Regions from separate parts of the Homo sapiens genome. Here region 2 is linked to region 1. The links are chromatin loops, found by intact Hi-C in ENCODE. Cell type or tissue: heart left ventricle. All regions are shown on one strand. Each heading gives the region's core, and the rest is flanking DNA. Links, peaks and the distances in the headings are about the cores only. Region 1 overlaps PLXNA2 (plexin A2). Region 2 overlaps PLXNA2 (plexin A2).

Region 1 (2,905 bases), core at 237-2,736:
CCTACCTCATTTTCTATGATTGCCTCCCTAAGATATAGGGTTTGGTGTGGGGGAGGCAATTCCTGTCTCCAGCAGCACCTCCCCACCACCACCAGCTGTCTCCCTGCATTGCCACACAGCTGTCTCCACACACACGAACTGAGGCACAATATACTTCTGTCCATCATGGCAAATGGAGAGGCAAGGAGCGCCTAGCCAAGCCCCCACCCCCCACCCCCATTCTGATCATAAAGAGACTGGAGCATTGTGTTACAGTCTGTTAACTAGAAATAATTCAGGACTGACTGTCCATAGGGAAACTGGTAGAAACAGGCTTTGAGGTGCTGGGAGTTTTACAGCTCGTGTGCGTTCCCCCCTCAGCCCCAATCACCACCGCCCCACCCAGGGGCAGTCTGTTATCAATTCATTATATGTGAATATTCTATTTCTACCCTTCACATATGCTCAGTTCAAACAATGATGAATGGAACCAGTTCCCTGAACAGTTTTTTCACTTCGTTACAAAGATTTCATGCCTGATTAGAGTAAATGAGGGGTGGGTGTGCATCCACTTCTTTTTCGGTCATTTCTAAAGGTGAGCCCTATGGAGACAGAGAGAAAGGCAGTTCTTCCCAGGGTCAAACAGCTGGTCTCAAGGCACGAGGGAGGGATGGCTGGTAAGAAGAGGATATCCCCGTCCTCCTGGGCTTAGCCCTCAGGCTCTCCTGGGCCTCATTCCCTGGCATTTGGGCATATGGAACCTCTTTATCTAGCTCCACACTGCTCCATCTGGAATTGGAGGGCATAAATAGAGGCGAGAAAGTTCTTTGTTGGGGAGCAGGGTCCTTGCGGGGTAAGAGTGTAAGGGGAGAGGAGGAAGGAAGGGCACAGAGCTGAAAGAAATGGCTGAGGCCTGAGCAGTGCAAAAGTTCTCTGCTTCTACAGTTGGTTAACCATTAACCGCCTTCCCTGCTCTGGTTCTGTCTCTCTCTTGGGTGAAAGAATATCTCTGGGAAACTCAGAGGACCAGCAGGTGTTCCCCCATACCCCCCTTCACCCCAGCTTAACATTTGCTGTGTCTCCACTGTCCTGCCACAGCCCCAGGCTCAGCCACTGACCCCCACTCACCTCTTCCTCACCTTCTTCCCCTACCCCAGCATACTCTTCCCACGCACTGCCAGTTGTCCCTTTACCCAGGCATTGCCAGTTGTTTGCAGGGCAGGGCGTGTGTCAGAGACTGGGAAGCAGGCACAGAGGTGGGGAGAATCTATTGAAGGGAGCAGCCGGCTTCACACAGGATTCGGAGCAGGAGCTCTGAGCTCAGGTTATAGACAGCTCTATAACCACTAGGATTTTCCTAGTGCTTCTCACTGTGGATCTGGCTTGTGGGTGGCTGTTTTGGCCGTTTGAAGTGAGTCCATGTGGTCCAAGGCCTGACCAAGGCATTCCTAACAAGTCAGACCTGGAATCCTGAACATCAAAGAAAACCAGCAGGTGGATGGAAGATGTAGATCAAGATGCAGGAGCAAAGGCACACATGGAAAGACAGAAGTCAAGATGTGGGCACAGGCACAGATAAATGGAGAGAGGGAGGAAGACAGCAAGGGAAGATAAAGACAGAGAGATTAACAGTGTGAATGGGGGTGGACAGAGCTCAGAGTGAACACAAAGAGAAAAGTGGGAAAGAGAGCCTTGCAGGCAGAAGGGGGTTTTCTGAATCTTCACTGGCCAGGGAGGCTCTGGGCTGAACTGAGAAGCCGAAGTAGCAGGTTATCTCCACTAGAGGGGACTCTTGAAAGCCAGGCTTGGCCCAAAACAGTGGCTTTTGTGCTTTTTTTTTTTTTTAGAAGAAAAAAAATATTAATAGATGAGATATATTCGAAACTCCCAGCCGTCACTTCCCAGAGACTACAACTGGTAGGGTCCTATTGCCAGTGGGACCTTTGGGCCTCTGTCTGTTTGCAGAGGATGAGAAGGCGCCTGCAGCATTAAGCTGGGATGCATGGGTTGTGAGCAACTCCGGAGAGGCCTGCCCCAACAGGTCACGTCTAGGGCTGGGTGGCAGGGAGGGAGTGCATTCTCAACTTAACAGGGAGTCCAATCTGCTGGCTGGCCCGCCAAAAGGCCCTTGCCGTTCTTATCAGCAACAGAAGTTTCTGACCCAACCCCGAGGGGCCTTCACATGCTTCCCATCTCCCAACTCCCTAAATACAGATTTTTGAGACTCTCAGGTAGTAGCAAAACTGCTCCTGAGGAGACTTTTTTTTAAAAGAGCTTTCAGGAACTGAATGCATGTCAACATTGTATCGCTGATTTAATCTTTTTCTTCATATTCTCTGTGGGAATCTTTCTCTGAATTATAATTCCCCCTTTCATTTCAGCAGAGGACAATATTGAGAGACAGCAGAGTCCAGAGGCTTTTCTTATCTAAGGAGATAATAACTGCCTAACAGGGGCATGGAAAAATATTGAAGTATTGGGATGGGCAGGAGACCAGAGAGCTTAGCCCCGTCTCTTCCAATCTGATAGCATCCCTTGATAGTTCATCTTGGTTTGCTTTAGCTCAGATGTACCTGGACGTCAGGGCAGGGGGAAGGGAGGATAGAGAAAAGAAAGAAGAAAAACAAGATAAATGTATCGTGTTATGAAAGTTTAATTCTGCTTTTCTTTGGCTAAAATTACTTTGAGGGTGAAAGATAAAAGGTAGTAGAGTTGCCCTTGGAAAGTTCAACTTGTCTTTCAGAGGGAAGAGGAGGAGGGATCCCAGGGCTCCGAGTGAAGAGCTGGTGAATGAGCCTGTCTCCTCTGATCCCCGCAAAACACACATATTCTCTCCGACGCTTTGAGAGGACGGAAGCTTCTGACAGAGGAACCCTAGCACCTCCCAGCCCTCTTGGAGGAGTTGTTCTCCCAGGCTTTCTCTTGT
Region 2 (2,905 bases), core at 152-2,651, 60 kb after region 1:
CCAGAAGCTTGACATGGCCAGGGCCAATAGCGGTTACTCCCTTTCCCTCCTACCCCCATTTCCCTCATCACAGTCCTTTTTACCCCTCCTGGGATATCTTCCATCCCAGTTCCCCTCGATTGCTTTAGGGTGTGGGGCAATGACAGCGAATACTCATGAGGGGCAACAACTTCAGACAAAATCTCTGAAGACTCACCCGTGTCTCCACACTTCTTCCACCCCTTGCTAGCTGTGTAAAGTTAACCACTGTGACTCTCAGTTTCCTCGTCTGCCAAACGGAGTAAATAATAGTGCCTTTCTAGGATGGATGCCAATGTTGTTTGGATTCAACATAAAGCAGATGCAGAGGGTGTAACGCGGTGCCTGATACATGAAAGTTAAGCATGAGCTCTTGGGTTTTTGTTTCCCAGGTTTCTTCTCTCTTGGTGGCTCTTTAATGAATAGTGACAGTCCATACCCAGGCAGCCATAGCCACTGCCACTGCCACAGCCAAAGCTCAGGCTATGTGATGAACCTGTTTTCTCTGCCTTCTGCCCCTGCTCCCAGCCATCCCGGCAGAGGTGCCCACTCAGGCCTCCTACCGGAGCCCCTCTCCCACCGCTTGAATGCAGAGGCGTTTCTTCTGCTGACAGCCTGAAGACAGGCCATTTTTCTTCTCCTCCCATATAATGGCCTTTACTCTCCTACCACTCCACCCCCTTTCCCAGCCTTAATGACTTTAACATACACACAGTTATTTAAAAAAAAAAAAAAAAATACAAGCCCCCAGTGAGCTGCTCTAAACCGCCTGTTGTGGAGGAGGAACAACCCAAGCACATGTTCACAAGTCACTGCATGTGATGACAGGGGGCCTTGTGCTAATTTCCTCGTGTTTGAAGCCCCAGGGTGGGGGCGGGGCAGGAGGCAGCCAGAGGGGAGAGACCCAGGGCTTGGGTATTTGCTTGTTCCCTTTGATCCTCCTAGAAAATGCTGTAGCATTTGGGGAAGTATTTCATCCTGGGAAATCTCAAAGAAGAGTAAGAAAGATGCCTTAGGCAGGGGTTGGGGGGTGGCAGGGGATACTGTAGAAGGAAGATGCTACCAGATGACCTTTTCTCTCCTTGAGATTCTGAATCCCTGCTCTGGCTTCCCTGGGCAGCAGGAGAGAGTACAGAATCTCCAAGGGGAGGCTTCAGCTCAAGGTATTTATGGATTTGCTGAAGCCTCCTACCCTAACACTCACACAGTTTTTGCCTTCCAGTTTCTCTTTGTGGCTTATCTGAGAGAGGCTAATAGAGCCTCCAGGGCCCTCATCTGCCCCACCCTGTGGATAGCATCTAGGTTGAGCCTCTCCCTCTGATCTTGACCTCTAGGGCTGACGTGTAGTCTGTGAACCAAGGGTTGGTCTGGTGGGGGAGAAGGGGAGTGAGTGCTGCCTGCCTCTTGGCAGACCATTATGCCAGGAGGGAGGAGGTTCCTGACCACAGGACAGGTCCGGCAGAAGGGAGGGAGGACAAAGAGCCAAAAGCCCCGGCTGCACCTCCTAGCAGGGAAATGGAGCTGGCTGTGAGCCAGGTTTTCCTCTAAATCAGAAGCAAATGCACCAAAGCTGCAACCTTACCCCTTGACCGAGGACGGGAAAGTGCCTGTCTGACCTCACGTTATTGGTGCTATTATCATCATTATTGGTAATATCACCATCATCATCCTGTAATTTACCAGCTTCAATGGCGAGGATGCTTAGGCTTCCTCTGGGCTTTCATGTTAAGAGAAAATGAGTTGTGGCAGCCTCCCCGCCTCTCTCCTCCCCATAACCACCCACAGGGCCTCTGCCCCTGTCCTCATCACCAGAGACTCTCCGTAGCCCAGGCCCAGCGTGCTGTCATGCTTGTGGGGATGCTGTGTGTCAGGGCTTACATGCTAGGGCAAGGGGGAAGGCCCCTTTGTGTGGTAGCACATGTCCCTCCTCTTTAAACCAAGAAAAAGACTTCAACCCACACCCTAAACTAGTTGTTCTCAAACTTAAGCTTGCATCCGAATCACCTGCAGAGCTTATTAAAATACAGATCACTGGGTCCCACGCCCAGCATTTCTGATTTAATGGATCTGAGATGGAGCCTGAGAATTTGTATTTTCCAAATGCTGATTTTGTAAGTTTCCAGTTGATGTTGATGCTGTTGATCTGAGTACCACATTTTGCAAACCACTCCCCTAAGGGTGAGTTATTGGAACTCTTCTTCTCCTCGCATCCTCCTGGATACAGGTGTTTACATTGTCCCTCATTCGATACCTTCCAAATTGGGTTCCCAACAAGGAGGCCAAGGGCCCAGGTGCAGTGTGAGATGGGGGAGTGCTGCTAGCTCGCACACATAGGAACCCCTTGGAGAGAAGGCAGAGGCAGGCAACACCCCCGCCCCTACCCCTGAAGATTTATTCTTTCATTTGGTATTTTAGGCCTTCCTCAAGGGGGTGCTGGGGCCAGCCTGACTCACTGTGTAAACCTTTTTCAGGAACACTGGGCTGCAGCCAAGCTCTCCTCCCTCAGTTAGGCCCACCCTCATTCTTCCCCACCTGTTCCTCTAGCTGAGCTTCAGGCTCAGCAGAAAGTGACAATGTCCCTGTGCACACTGTCCCCATGCCCTGTAGGGAACAGGCACCTGGCTGCACATTGTGTACATTAATTTTCAAAGCAAGGCTTCTCATAACTCTTTGCCATAGCTTTCTCCTCCCCTCTACTCCAAAGAGCTCAGGAATTCCACAAAAACAGTGCCATGGGAGCGTGACCTTTGCTCTTTTTTTTTCTCCTCTCGGTAGGATAAAGAGGAAAGAAGGTAGGAATGGACACTTATTATGCTCCTATAGAATGGCAGAGGCTGTGCTAAATGCATTGCACATCATCTTCTATTACCAGGAGTGTTTTCTGCCT

Evidence for each region. Peaks named below come from ENCODE experiments on the same cell type or tissue, not always from the same donor. Only the 100,000 strongest peaks of a DNase experiment are listed, where the experiment ranks them.
Region 2: it touches region 1 in a loop (2.0-fold over the local background); 27 of 110 quality-filtered maps call a loop at or near these places.

What each region holds. Positions count from the first base shown.
Region 1 is chr1:208,238,074-208,240,978 of GRCh38, reverse strand. All of the region lies in intron 1 of PLXNA2 (plexin A2), which reads left to right. Among named protein-coding and RNA genes, the nearest start is that of PLXNA2, 4.9 kb to the left of the region's middle. In heart left ventricle, for the core only: a CTCF peak has its summit at 1,758 (motif pointing right); no DNase peak of the experiment used is centred there; H3K4me3 peaks cover 1,734 bases; H3K27ac peaks cover 1,591 bases.
Region 2 is chr1:208,178,016-208,180,920 of GRCh38, reverse strand. All of the region lies in intron 3 of PLXNA2 (plexin A2), which reads left to right. Among named protein-coding and RNA genes, the nearest start is that of PLXNA2, 65 kb to the left of the region's middle. RefSeq lists enhancers at 102-1,055, 1,179-1,735. In heart left ventricle, for the core only: no CTCF peak of the experiment used is centred there; a DNase peak (open chromatin) is centred at 1,521; H3K27ac peaks cover 521 bases.